Linked DNA regions of Homo sapiens: region 1 is linked to region 2. A link is a contact called in ENCODE Hi-C data. All regions are on one chromosome and are shown on one strand. The core of a region is the stretch at or near the end of the contact, and the rest is flanking DNA. Distances in the headings are between cores, read along the strand shown.

Region 1 (7,242 bases), core at 3,552-6,051, 1.1 Mb before region 2:
TATCAGATATGCCAAAAGAACACATCAGAATGGGACAATGCAGGGCTTTGGTAATATATCATCTTTCCATGGCTGAGTTTTGTGTGGTTGGATGGGATGGAAGCAAAAACAATCCACTTGATTAACAATTCAGCGTCCTGAGAAGACCCCTCCAGAAGGGGATACTTTCCATCCTTCCCATCATTATGAAATTCAATCATATAGAGAAATGGGGACCTGCATAAATTTAACAATGCAATATAGACACATATTTTCAACAGCAAAGGGGGAAGTCTCCTTTTCTTTTTTCTCGTTAAAGACACATACTAACACTGCTTGATAAAGAGCCCATCACAAGTGTTAGGTGGAGAAAGGAAAAAGCTTAAATGTTTGTACATCTTTTACCAACTTTCTGGACTCACAATCTTTTTTAATCTCCCAAGGAAACCCCAGCACACCTGTGTTCCATATAATAGCAGCTCTCACCCAGCAGGTACATTGAGAGAAAGGAATCTGTCAGCACATTAATAAGATCCTGACAAGGCAGGGAGGAAAGGCTGCCAGTGCCATAAGAAATACTGTCTCCAGGAAATTAAAAGTGTTCCATAGTGCGCTTGGTGTACATCTGTTTATGTTCTTGTTTCCTCCACTGGCAATTGCTCCTGTCAATCCATGAATTCTGTACTATGAACGAAACAGAAAATTGCTTCAGTAGTACACAGTCCCAGCTGGGTGTTAAACCAGCAGTGTGGTGATATTAGACTCAAGCTTAGATGCTCTTGCTTTACACTTCTTTGAGCTAAAAAGAAAATAAGGTAATGTCAACAACAAAAAAAGAGACAAGTGGTACTTAGGAGAAAAGTGAAAAAAGTAAAAACCATTTGCTTGATTTTGTATGTGTGTGTCTGTCTGTGTGCGTATATGTGTGTTTGAAAGCAGGTGGGGAGTTTCTAGAAAAAATATAGGATATGGAGTCTCAAGATCTCTCTTTTACCCCAAAGACCCACCAGCTAACAAGGATCAAGGGAATAGGTAGGAAGAAACAGAGAAGGCATGGTTGCTAGGAGGTTAGAGGCAAAAGGAACACCACAGACACTATAGCATGCTGCGCCTTTGCTGGCAGACAGGGGCTATCAGTTACTAAAACTGCCATCATGTATTGGAGGACATTAACTGTCCACCAAAGTCAGTCTTCCCCTTCTTTCATTGTAGCTGAACACATAGCTGTTCAGCAGAGAACTTCATTTCACAGCCTCCTGGGCAGCTAGAGGTGGCCAAGTGACTAAATCCTCACCAGTAGAACACGAGGGAAGTGACAAATCCCACTTCCTGGTCTGTGCACTTCTCTGGGTGTGCCTGACCTTCTCACAAGCTGCAATACCGACACACCTATGACCAGCATGGACTTGATGAGAGCATCACACTCTGAGGGAGGTGGGAACAGAGATGGAAGGAATCTGTGATCCTGAATGGCCACATGGAGCAAATCTAATCTGAACTAAGAAAAATACATTTCTATGTATTTTGGAGATTATGTTTTGAGGCCTCTTTGTAACTAACATAGTTTTCACCCTAATATACATTATAACATTTTGAAATTAAAGTCTGAGAATGGAACTAAAATGCCCTCAGAATATAGTTGTTTTCTCTGTTATCAATCATCCCAGATTTCCAGAAGTATTCAGTTTTAGAGGCAATAATACAATGATTATTTCCTGAAAGTTCACACAAGACAGCTACAGTGATTAAAAGAAGGAACATTACATTTTTTTAAAAAATCATCCTAAATTTATCAAAAGTAGAATGATCCATAAAAAATTATAACTGTCAAATTTGTGTTAGCCACAAATGTGTTCAGCCACCATAGCCACAGGTGAAAGCATAGGTACTATTTGGGGCTAAAATTGTTGCCCCCCAAATTCATACGTTGAAGTCCTAACTCTCACTATCTCAGCATGTGGCTGCTGGAGAAGGGTCTTTAAAGAAAAGTAAGGTTAGCCAAGTCAGGCATATCACTTGAGGTCAGGAGTTCAAGACCAGCCTGGCCAACATGGTGAAACCCCGTCTCTACTGAAAATACAAAAATTAGCTGGGCGTGGTGGTGTGTGCCTGTAATCCCAGCTACTCTGGAGGCTGAGGCAGGAGAATCGCTTGAACCAGGGAGTCAGAGGTTGCAGTGAGCCGAGATCGTGCCACTGCACTCCAGCCTGGCAACAGAGCGAGACTCCGTCTCAAAAAAAAAAAAAAAAAAGAAAGAATGATAAGGTTCAATGAAGTCATAATCCACTATGATGGTGTCGTAAGAAGAGGAAATTAGGACACAGACAACACAGACTGAGGGACAACCATGTGAAGATAGGAGAAGACGGCATCTACAAGCCAACAAGACAGGCCTCAGATGGAATCAGTCCTGCTAACATCTTAATCCCAGACTTCTATCCTTCACAACTGTGGAAAAATACATTTCTGTTGTTTCAGGCCACTTGCTATGGTTCTTTGTGTGGCAGCCTGAGTAGATAAATACAAACAATAAATGTTAAATACTTTTCTTTTGTATCAGAACCAAGGAGGGATTCTCTGGGTTGGTTCTCTGACAAAAAGGAAGGAAGAAAGAGAAGGAAAGCAGGGAGGGAGGGAGGGAAGGGAGGGGGGAAGGGGGGAGGGGGGAGGAGGGAGGGAGGGAGGGAAATATTATTTCCAGCAATTAAAATCTTTGGGTGTTTACAAGTCACATGCTTTGATTATATTTAAATTCTAAATAATTCTACTTCCCTTCCGTTTAGACGCATGCTTCACATCATCTTCAGAAGTAAACTCCAGATAAAGACTTAAATATAAGAGGTAAAAAGCTAATAAAATAAAATGTGGGAAGTCATTGCAGTCTATGAGTAGACAAAGACATTTTGAATATGAAGCTAAATCCTCAAATCACAGTGTCACAATTAGATGGGTTTAACTTCATCGAAATGAAAGATTGTGATTCAATAAAGGATATCCTAGAAAATGTGAACAAACTAAAGAAAGTATCTACAATAACTAAAGTGAAAGGAGATTAATATACAGAATATACCCCACAAACACGGGAAAAAAAGAAACAAAACTCTTTCAAATCAACAGGAAAACAATGCAATCACTAATAGAAAAATAAATAAAGGAACAGGTAAAGCCCAATTGTCTAACAGGTATATGAAGGAAAGTTCAACACCATTAGCCACAGAAAAACTAAAAGATTAAACATCAGTGAGATTCTACATTATTCATTAGAATGGCAAACATTAGAACACTAGATAATACCAAGTGTTGGAGAGGAGATGGAAATGACAGAAACAATTGATATGTTGGAGTGAATACTCTTGGAGTGAACAATAGATACTGTTAGAGGGAATATAAACTAGTCCAGCAGTTTTGGAAAGCAATCTAACAACATTGGGGAAATTAAGTACAGAATCTCATATGATCCAGCAATTGACTGCTGGGTGTATGTCTCAGGGATACTCACACAGATTCATAAAAGCACATGTTCCAAGAATATTATTTGTAGTATGGAAGTTAGAAACAATGTCCATCATTAGGGGAAAGGATTAGTAAAATAAGATAGAGGCATACTATGAAAATATACAATTACCATCCTGCCTTGCTTAACAACAGTAATATTTAATTGCTTAAAGACTGTGAGTGGGATAAATGGATAGCCTTTAATCATTAAAGAAAAAATAATTGATAAAATGTCTCTCGTTTTCCTTTTCTCTCTTGTGAGTTGCTCCTTCAAACACCCATCTTTTAAAACATGAGAGATATCCAGCTTAAGACTCACCATGGGCCTCGGCTAAATCTTCATGAATTTGATGAGGTTAAGAAAGCAACTACATTTCCTAAGAAAGCAACTATTTTAAAAGAGCAAACCTGGGTGTGGGGAGGGATTAGGAGTAGAGTTTGGGATGGCAGCCTCAGAAGGACAAACTTAGGCCAAGGAGGGAGGGAGTTGGGGTGGAGACTGAGCTTCTCCAGTTGGAGGTCTGGAGCTAGGACTCTTCATTGAAACCGGAGAGAAGGAAAAGGAGAGAGTGAGGCTGACTTTTTAACTGAACTCCAAAATTCTCTGAGCAATAGAATGGGCCTAATATGTACCAGGTGGGATTTAATTTTAAATGAAAGAAAAATGTTTCAGATAGCAGGGACTGTTAAAACATTGAAATTGAATGTTGTGGATCTCCTGCTGTGTTGGTTTTCAGTATTTTTTAGAGCTTTGTTATCCAGTATTATAGTCCAATTTAGGCTAAGGAACAGAATAAATTTCCTAAGAGCTGTAATTTGTGTTTTCATGTGCTTTCCCCAAAGTATTATCAACTGCTATTTGATATCCTGTCCTTTGGGCATATTTTTGTTGTTGTTGTTGTTAATGATGGTGGTGCTTTTTTGTTTGTTTGTTTTAAGAAATGAAAAGAAAAGATTGGCAAGTCCCTGGAGAGACATTATCCCCCCACCCCCCGCCAAATTTTATCTATTGCGAACAGCAGAAATACCAGCATGTTCAGATCTAAAAGCAGTCTGTTTCTTCTCCAGGTTAAAAAAATATATACTTCTTATGACTCTGGACTTAAATTTGACTTTTTAAAAATAAGAAAAATTAAAGAAGGGTAGGAAATATTGGTCACATCTCCGCGTGATTCTAGGTCCTCACTTCTGCTACCCAGTAATTAAAATACCCTGCGTTATCCTTTAGAAATTACACGCCTGTGTCTTTAACAAACTGTAAGAGAGAAGGGGGCGGGTCTCGGGAACGGCGAAGGCTCTGATTGGCCCTCCTGGCAGGAACTGGGCGGTAAAATAGCCCTTCTGTTACTGTCCGGGGCTGCGGGGTGAGAGGCCAGGGCCGAGAAGGGCTTCAGGACGCGGGAGGCGCACTTGCTTCAAGTCGCGGGCGTGGGAACGGGGTTGCAAAACGGGGCCTCTTTGTCCGGGTGGGTTAAGGGCCCTGGCAGCTTTTTCGCGAAGGCGCCATGTCCTAGCAGTTGGGCCGCAGTGGGCCCGAGGTCCACTCGGACCGCCGAGACGGCTCGATGGCCCTGGAGCTGGAGGAAGGGGGATACCTGGGCGCCGCCGCCGCCCTCGCAACTCGGCCGAGGCCCCTATCTCAACCTAGTTTCTGTTTTTCCCCTGTTCTGCAGGCTTGCTTCCGGCGTCATGGCTCAAAGGGCCTTCCCGAATCCTTATGCTGATTATAACAAATCCCTGGCCGAAGGCTACTTTGATGCTGCCGGGAGGGTGAGTTTAGGATATGTCTGCCTGCATCCCTGCCTCTCCCCACGGTGTTCGGAAAGGTGCTCATTTTTGCCTGAGAGAGTTGAGCATCCCCCTTTAAAAAAATACATGATTCGACGATAAATACGTAAATTATTTAAAAATACATGTTAATATATACAAATTGAGCTCTAACATAATGTTAAATGTGTCATTGTTAACATTATTAATTGAAATAAACTCAATTATTGATAGTATAAATTTTAAAAATTGGCAAATATGTAGTTTACTATGTAATTGGCATTTTTTAATGTATTTTGGTTTGCTTCTTAAAAAGAGGTGAAGAATCCTAACGGTATTCACATGTGCCGTGTTACTCCTTTGTGATTATACACAAGTGCGTTCAGGGTAATGATGAGAGCAAACGGTGGTGTATGGTAAGGACGTCTTTAAACTGTTAGTGCTTAGAGAATTTGGGGACCTAGGAAACCTGAAGTTCTTTGTACCGGTGTCACTCCACAGGGCATATCCACAGCTGGAAAACAAAAAAAAAGAAACTTGTAAATTAAACTGGTTAGCATGTCACAAATCACTGTGCAAAAGAGAACCTGGATGTAAAATACTAGGGGCCTGTGTTTTCTCATGCCTCATTGGGTGAACATAATTGTTAAGAGGGAATACAGATATTTTTAAGAATACCTACTTTTGGCTGGGTGCAGTGGCTCACACCATTAATCCCGACACTTTGGGAAATCAAGGCAGGAGGATTGCTTAAGGCCACGAGTTTGAGACCAGCCTGTGCAACACAGCAGGACCTTATCTCTACTAAAATTTTTTTAAAAATTAGCCAGGTGTGGTGGAAAGCTTGTAGTCCCAGCTACTTGGGAGGCTGAGGCGGGAGAATTGCTGGAGCCTAGGAGATTCGAGGCTGTAGTGAGCTATGATTGCACCACTGCACTCTAGCCTGGGTGACAGAGACCCTGTCTCTAAAAAATAAAAAAATAAAATTTAGTTTTGAAAATGAGTTAAGTTGGAAACAAGGCACACGCTTTAAAAATTTTACCAGTTTATTTCTTTGAAACTTGTCAGCCATACAAAAGACATTTTATGTGATATAAAGGCCTTACAGATTTCATCCCTGTCAAATTAATCTGTGGGTCTGATGGTTGTTTTTTTCCTTAAAACACTTGTCACATTATAGATTAACTTGGGTCAGTAATGCAGGTAGGAGGAATCAAAGAGATGAAGAAGAGGTGTAGGGTAGAAGGCTACCAAAATGTATATGGAGTTTGAGTCAATCTGATTATTTTAAGACTAGTATTAAGCTGCCCAAACAAAGCTTTTTATAATTATCTTCAGGTCAGATGGATTCCCTTTGGCCATTTGGGCCTGCATTCTGCTTAGCTGTGCAGATTCTCAAGCTGAAGTATGTGTCTTGTCTTGCGGGAGGAGGACTTGCTGCTTCATACTGACTTGGCAAAGAGAACAGTTGAGGATTGTCCTAGTGACAGAAACCTTCAATAAAATGTACCTATTTAGACTGCCTATAAAGTAAATGCTTTTTATGAATTTAACCCTTTATTTATTTATTTATTTATTTTTATTTTTATTTTTTTAGACGGAGTCTCACCCTGAGCCCAGGCTGGAGTGCAGAGGCACAGTCTTGGCTCACTGCAACTTCTGCCTCCCAGGCCCAAGTGACTCTCATGCCCCAGCCTCCTGAGTAGCTGGGATTACAGGTGCACACCACCGCACCTGGCTAATTTTTTTTTTTTTTTGTATTTTTAGTAGAGGCAGGGTTTCACCATGTTGGCCAGGCTGGTGTCGAACTCCTGACCTCAAGTGATCCACCCATCTCAGCCTCCCAAAGTGCCGGGATTACAGGTGTGAGCCACCATGTCGGGCCAAATTTAACCCTTTGTTTCTAAGGGGAAAAATTCACAAATTTAAACCCTGACCCAAGAGTAATAATGTAGTTTATTGCCTAACGTAGTTTTTGGACAGGTCCTAGAAAGGAAGTAG
Region 2 (6,992 bases), core at 359-2,858:
TCGCCTCACTGTGGCTGCAAACCTCAATTTCAGTTTGCAATCATTTCCTTTTCTAGACTGATCATTTTAAAATAAATTATACCTTTAACATTTAAATTAGTTCCTTACCAACAGTCATCAATCCCTTTGCCTCACACCCAAAATTATATACCACCCAACAATATTTTTTTGTTTTGCACTACAGATTTTATTCACAACATAATTTCCAAACCCTCAAATACAATTTTAAAAAATCAGTCTCTTAAGTACCTATTTCCTTTTGTAACATGTATATAGTGTATTATACATTTGTGTGCATACTTGTGTGTTTAGGCATTTAAACAAAAACCCTTTACACCGGACTCAATTTTAAAGCGTCTATGTCCTGGAAGCATTGTGCTAAGAGCTTACGACAGATGGCACACAGCAATTGTCACAAACGGGCTTGTTGCTAATGAAAGCTTTTTATTTTCTGACAAAAATCCTGAAGTCCGGATGCCAGGCAGAATAACATTAATTTCCAGTTTTCAAGGATTTTTTTTCTGACTCCATCCATACCCCTCCCCCTATACACACCCAAATATACAGCTCCCCACTCCTAGCCCCCCACACACTCTTTCTTGAAATTTCCATCCTTAAACAAAAGACGAGGTGGGGGAAGGCAGGCAGCCAGCACTGCAGTCCTCCTCTCCCCACCAAAAAAGCCTTTTAAAAAGAAAAGGAAGAAAAGAATAGATGCACTGTAGATTCAGAGGTCCACCCCCAACGTTTAAAAAGAAAAACGACTGTGTGGAAGCCTAACCAGACTCATTTCTTCGTGCCCCGCCCTCCAACACCACCAGGCATTTATTTTTCATTTTCCTACAATTATAAATATCAGTCCTCCTCTCCCAGCTGTTTCTGAAGGAATTACAGAGAAACATGATTTGAAATGGACAAGGCTTCCCTCACTCACTCACTTCCCAGTGTGCAGTTCTCTGCAGCTGGATGAACAAAAAAATCCCCTACCTCGATTTCCTATTTTCCACTATCTTTGTAGAATCCACTCCCCTTCTTTCCACAGCGCAGGTAATACTGGCTTTCGATACACGTATTCTAACCTGGCGTAAGTTTTCAGTTGTTTCAAAGTGGTACCTAACAAGCTCACTCGCTCTTCTACGAAGCCAGGGCTCAGGTACCAGTAGCGTCCGGCCCCCTGCTCCGCAGTGACACCTGGAGAGGACAGGCCCGAATCTTCCGCCAGGTGCACGGCTGGCCACTCGACCAACTACCAGACTGCCTGCTGCGAGTCCCAGAGGACGAGACACAACCCCTCCCCATTCCTATCTCTTTCTACTCAGAGACCGAGGCAAAAGGAGAGGCGCCCTACATAGAGCCAGAGGTGGGGACGGTCTCTTACCTGGGCGCAGAAACTGGATGCACCCGCGGTCGCGACTGCCACCGCTCACGGACTTAGCGCCCTCCGGAGAAAAAGGAGAGGGGTAGAAGGGTTAGGGGAAGAAGGGGAGGGGGGGGAAAAAGAAGGAGAAGGAAGAGAAAGAAGCGGAAGGGAAGTAAAGGAAGAGAGGATGCTGCTGCTGCTGCTGCTGCTGCCCAGAGCCCGCGCAGCCCGAGCGCCCGCCCCAGACTGAGAGCGGCGCCCCCAGCCGGCTCCCAGCGCAGCAGCTCCGCCTCGGCCCCTCCTCCCCGCCCCGCGCAGGTCCCGCCCCGCGCAGGTCCCGCCAGACTCCGCGAGCCCGTGGGCGGCCGCGGCGGGGCTGGCGCTGCCACCGCCGCAGTGTCCGGGAGGGGGAGCACGACCGCTTCGCCTTCTGCCGCAGCCGCCGGCCGCCAGGCGGGGACCGCGAGGTGGGAGCCTCGGAGAGCCCCGCCCAGCCGCTGGCCCGGGCCTTCTCCAGAGCCCTGGTCCCCTCCCGCGACAAAGTGAGGCCAGTGCCCGGGCGGCGGGACAGGCGGGCCTTCCTCACTGGCGTCCTTGGAAAATCGGGGGCAACAGCTTTAGTCTCTCGGGAGCAACCTCCGCAGACCCCCTGCTTCCCTCCCCTGTGTCGCTATGAGGCGGGGTTGCCAGTGGCACCTCACCAGGAAAGCTCACTGGCCTCGCCTCACAAACCCAACCACAGGTGCATCCAGAAAAGACAAAGGAATGTGGGGCGCTTGAGAACATAGAACAACTCTTGTCAGCACTAAAGGAGCAATGGCTGAGGGAGTAGAGAATTCTAGACCCAGCTCTGTCACGAATTAGATTCATTCATTTATTGAGTCAACGAATGTTTATTGACACCTACTATGTGTCAGGCACTCTTCTAAGCATTAGAAACATCAGTGACAGACCTTTCCCACAACCCTAATAAGAAAGATCCCCTCCCTTTATAGTTATTACATTCTAGATAGCCAGACGTATGCTCTAGAGACAGTTCACTTAATCTAACTCTCAGTGTATTCATGTGTCATATGAGAACTAAAAATGACAGCCCAATTCTCTTATGCTTAAAAAGATAATGAATATGAAGGATCTTTGAAGAATGATACAAATACAATGAATTAGAAAGCACGGAAAGTGTTGACCTTGAAATATCACCCTTAAAAAAATTGCCTCTTAAATGCTTTTGAAAGTGAAATGACCACCTGAGAAAACAAATGATTCTTTACCATTCGTACTAAGGAGTATGAATCTTCATAATCAGAGAGCAGCATTTTATTGTAAGTAAGAAAAGTAAGATGCAACTTAGAATTACTTCGAGTGTCTATATCAAGTACTGACAAGGTGTTTTTAAGGTCAGCCAACATACTGAGGTGTGGCTTGTACAGTCTTCACAGTGCTGATGAAACAGCAGCCATAATGTGGTTCTGTCACTTAAATTAACCACAGAATCTTAGAACCTAGAACATTAGAGTTGATGTTTTAGGCAGCTGGTCTAATTTCCTCCATTTTCAGATGGAAAGAGACCCAATGGTGGGAGCCTGCAAGGATTAGAAACCATCACAGAGGAAGCTGTGAAAGCCTGCCCTCCCCAGTCACACCCAGTGCTCTGTGTCCTGCCTCCCCCGCTCTGCTTCATACCATGTGCCAGTGACGCTTGCAGTGAGTTTGGAAGTATCAAGGCACACCCAGGAGCTGGGAGGTTGGAGGAGTTGATGCTCCTCCTCGGAAGATGGCCTTACTGAGAAGGAGGTCTTAGGAGACTAGGAAATCATAGACAGTATGTGGATGGGAGGAAGGAGTAGGCATGCTACCAGAGTGTTAGCAGCTGACATTCATGACCAGGCATGCAGGCGCAGGTGCTCAATGAGAGTAATTTTCCAGGGCCAGGAGCGGTGGCTCACACCTGTAATCCCAGCAGCTCAGGAGGGAGTATCGCTTGAAGCCAGAAGTTTGAGGGTGCAGTGAGTTATGATTACACCACTGCACTCCAGCCTGGGTGACAGAGTGAGACCCTGTCTCTAAAAAACAGCAATAAAAAAGACATTATTTCTCTGATAGTTTAAAGTACAGTGTTCCTCAGCACTTTTTGTTTTTGTTTGTTTGTTTGTTTGTTTGTTTTTTCCTCCACTTTAAGATTAGCTGAGGCAGCCAAACTCTAATGGCTTTTCTCTTTGGGGAACCTGGTCCTTATATGGGAGATTGCCTCCTCTCGACACACATCTTAGAGTTCTTTCAGAAAAATAGCATCTATATGTTGTAATTCAATAGAGAGAATTTAATATGGGGAACAAATTACAAAGGATTCAAATGACTAAAAAGCCAACTAGGGGATGATGAGGCAACACGATGATAGTTACTAGCAGGAAAGTACTACCACTCTCAGGCTGGGGAGTGCTAGAGAGGAGGCTTTACCAGGAATGAGGAGCACAAGCTACATTAAAGGAACTGAGACCACAGTGGAGATGCTTACTGGGAGACAGATAATGCTGGAGGGTCCTCCAAAAGCTGAGAGTGAAAAGAAATATTGTGGCCCTCCTTTAACCTGTATTTCAAAACCCTGTCATTGGGTGAACCTAGAAGAAAGTCAGTTGACAAAGCAGCCTAAGAAATACAGTTTGCAGGAGTCAGTGCCCTGGGATGTCAAACAACTTTAGGAGGGGACTCCATATGTTTAGGCTTCTGGTTTAAGGAGGGATCTTTGTGTTGAAGTGAACTTTTTTTTTTCCCTCAGCAAAGCATCCCTTCCTTAGAGTAATGATCCTTTTCATATGATTCCCCATATGCTAGTAAAATGTGTGCCTCTCTTCTCTTTCTCAGAGGTGGACATGTGACCCTGGCTAACTCTATAGTAGAACCTGTTCTCCTAATGTATAGTGATTGATACAGGGTGGTCATATGTCCCAAATATTTCCAATCAGGCTTTTTTCCATGAGATGTGTCATATGAACAATAGTGAATCGGATGGTATAGGTATAGAGTTGTCAGTGACTGTATTTCCTTCCATGCAGAAAAGCAATGCTGAGAGATGGAGAAAGAACACTTGAAAGACTCCATGGATCCTGCTACGTCTCAAGGTAGAAATGCCATTTTTCAAGCCAATAGATTTTTGTTTCTTTTCTAAGCTTGCTGTAGTTGGATTCCTGTCATTTTCAACTGAAGAAGCCTTGACTAATACAGTGCTGGACTCCAAAAAGTAAACCACAGATAGAAAGAGCCTGCCAATATTGATTTCCACAATTACTTGTCTTGTCTTCAGGCTAAATTCTTGATTTGTATTTATTTGGCCCGGAGGATTACGTACATAAACAACCATACCCTTTTCTCAGGGACAGGACTTCTGATAGTTTCTCAGTCAGAAAACCATCAGAATAAATGTATTTCTACTGATTAGAGAAAGGTCTACTGGTATATAGGAAGTAATGAAACCTTCTCCCCAGAGAGTCAAGGAGTAGGTGAGCCTTTGAGGAGGTTGTACTGCATAGTGTTAAGAGCACCAGACTTCAAGTCAGATCTGAGGGCCCATATTTGCTGTTCCCTGCTTGTGTGACCTTGGGTACATCTCTCTACCATTTTGAACCTCAATATTTTTATTAGCAAATGAGGAGACTCAACCACATGCCACCTAAGGTCACTTTAGTTTTATAAAGCTATGAGAAATTATAGCTCAGCTGAGGATTTGCTTATTAAGTTGATGAACATTAATTAAGTGGCCCCTAGAGAAACAATGAGCAAGGTTCATACATACACAAACAATGCTGATACAATGTGCAGCCCATCATAGAAAAGATGTGGATGCAAGATGCAGGTATGACACTGAAGAGCAGACACACATAAGTCTTTTACCTTCTATGTGTGAAATGGGCTTTTTGTGTTTTGTTTTTAATTTCTTGACCTTTTCTCTATGGATGACTAGAGGCACATCTATCAAAATTTCTATCATGTTTCACAAGTTTTGACCATTGCAATGGCTTTAAAATTTAAAAATGAGCTTTGTAGTATGGTCTCCCATTTCCAATTCTATGCCTAGTTCATTGAACAGGTGGTGAAATTACCATTGACTTCTTCTGGACCATAAATGTATCATTCTGTTCAAAAATTTTGTTGAGGTATAATTTACATTCAGTTAAAAGCACAGATCAGAAATGTTCAATCTACACCTTCAGCCCCAACCCATAGAGGTAACTACACTTTTGATTATGTTTCTCTGTGGCTTCACTTTGCATATTCTTGGAATTCCTATAAAAGGATTCAGACAATATATATTATTCTACATCTGGCTTCTTTTGCACACATATTACTTTTGAGATGTATTCTTTATTTTGTAAGTTATCTGCAGTTTATTCCTTTTTATTGTTCAGTAGTATTTTATTGTATGGATATACCATATTTTGTATATCCATTTTCTAATTAGTGGACATTTGGGGTTATTTTCAGTTTCTGCTTGTTAGTAATAAGGTTGTTATGAACTTTTATATAAGATTTTTTGTGGATATGTTGTTGTTTCTTTTAGTCATATACCCAAGAGCGAAATTTCTGGGTCGAATGGTAGATATATGCTTGACATTTTTTTTTTTTTTTTTTTTGAGACGGAGTCTCGCTCTGTCGCCCAGGCCGGACTGCGGACTGCAGTGGCTCAATCTCGGCTCACTGCAAGCTCCGCTTCCCGGGTTCACGCCATTCTCCTGCCTCAGCCTCCCGAGTAGCTGGGACTACAGGCGCCCGCCACCGCGCCCGGCTAATTTTTTGTATTTTTAGTAGAGACGGGGTTTCACCTTGTTAGCCAGGATGGTCTCTATCTCCTGACCTCATGATCCACCCGCCTCGGCCTCCCAAAGTGCTGGGATTACAATGCTTAACATTTTAAGAAACTATTGAAGTATAAGTTTTCAGTACTGCTGAGTAGACTTTTACTAGACCTTACCATCCCCCAGATAACATCTCCTGTAGGGGTGAAACAACCAAAACCAGAAAGCACTGGAATGTAAACAAAACAGGCATATTTTAAAGGGGAATCAACGCTTGGAAGAAGGAATGGCACATTCAATGCCTTTTAACTTGAGAGAAGATTGCACACAGTATTGCCAGGGGCAAACAGTCATAGAAAAATTACAGTTTTCCTGAAATAGAGTATAGAGTTTGGGACAATGTCCTGAGATGGAAAGTGAAAATAGAAGACTGAAAAGAAGAGACACTGGAATAGTCCAAATTTCTAGGTATAATCTACGCACAAATCTCCACTTTATCCCTGAATCATGTGTATATGGAACAGATTCAATGCTTCCCAGTTAAAGATTAAAACAAACAAAAACAATAACCAAATACTGAGCTGAGGTTTGAGTTGCTACCCGAGTGACAAATGTTGCAATGTGAATCTAACCAAATTAAATGAGTAGTAAAACAAAAACTTCAACACTGGAGTGATATAATGAAATCCAGAGTCTTCACAACTTAACATCCAGGATACCACCGAAAGCTATTCAACATTCAAAGAACCAGGAAAATGTGGCCCAGTTTCAAGAAAAAAAGACAATCAACAGAAATTAATTTTTAGATGACCCAGATGTTGGAATTAATAGAAAAGTGTTAA

What was found. Hi-C counts contacts between places; a loop is a spot of excess contacts on that map. Pooled maps may share reads with other maps.
Region 1: a loop to region 2 is called in a pooled map, with 4 times the contacts of the local background. The contact joins the promoter of LANCL1 here to the promoter of MAP2 in region 2. A Hi-C loop is called at or near these places in 8 of 50 pooled maps.

The regions. Positions count from the first base shown.
Region 1 is chr2:210,474,318-210,481,559 of GRCh38, reverse strand. LANCL1 (LanC like glutathione S-transferase 1) reads left to right here and starts at 4,801. Exons shown (of 10, transcript NM_006055.3): 1 at 4,801-4,940; 2 at 5,148-5,244. The coding sequence starts at 5,164. It also overlaps a transcript of CPS1 not described here. RefSeq lists an enhancer at 1-174.
Region 2 is chr2:209,418,663-209,425,654 of GRCh38, reverse strand. It overlaps MAP2 (microtubule associated protein 2), which reads right to left and starts at 1,608. Exons shown (of 16, transcript NM_001375505.1): 1 at 1,379-1,608. RefSeq lists a silencer at 1,538-1,927.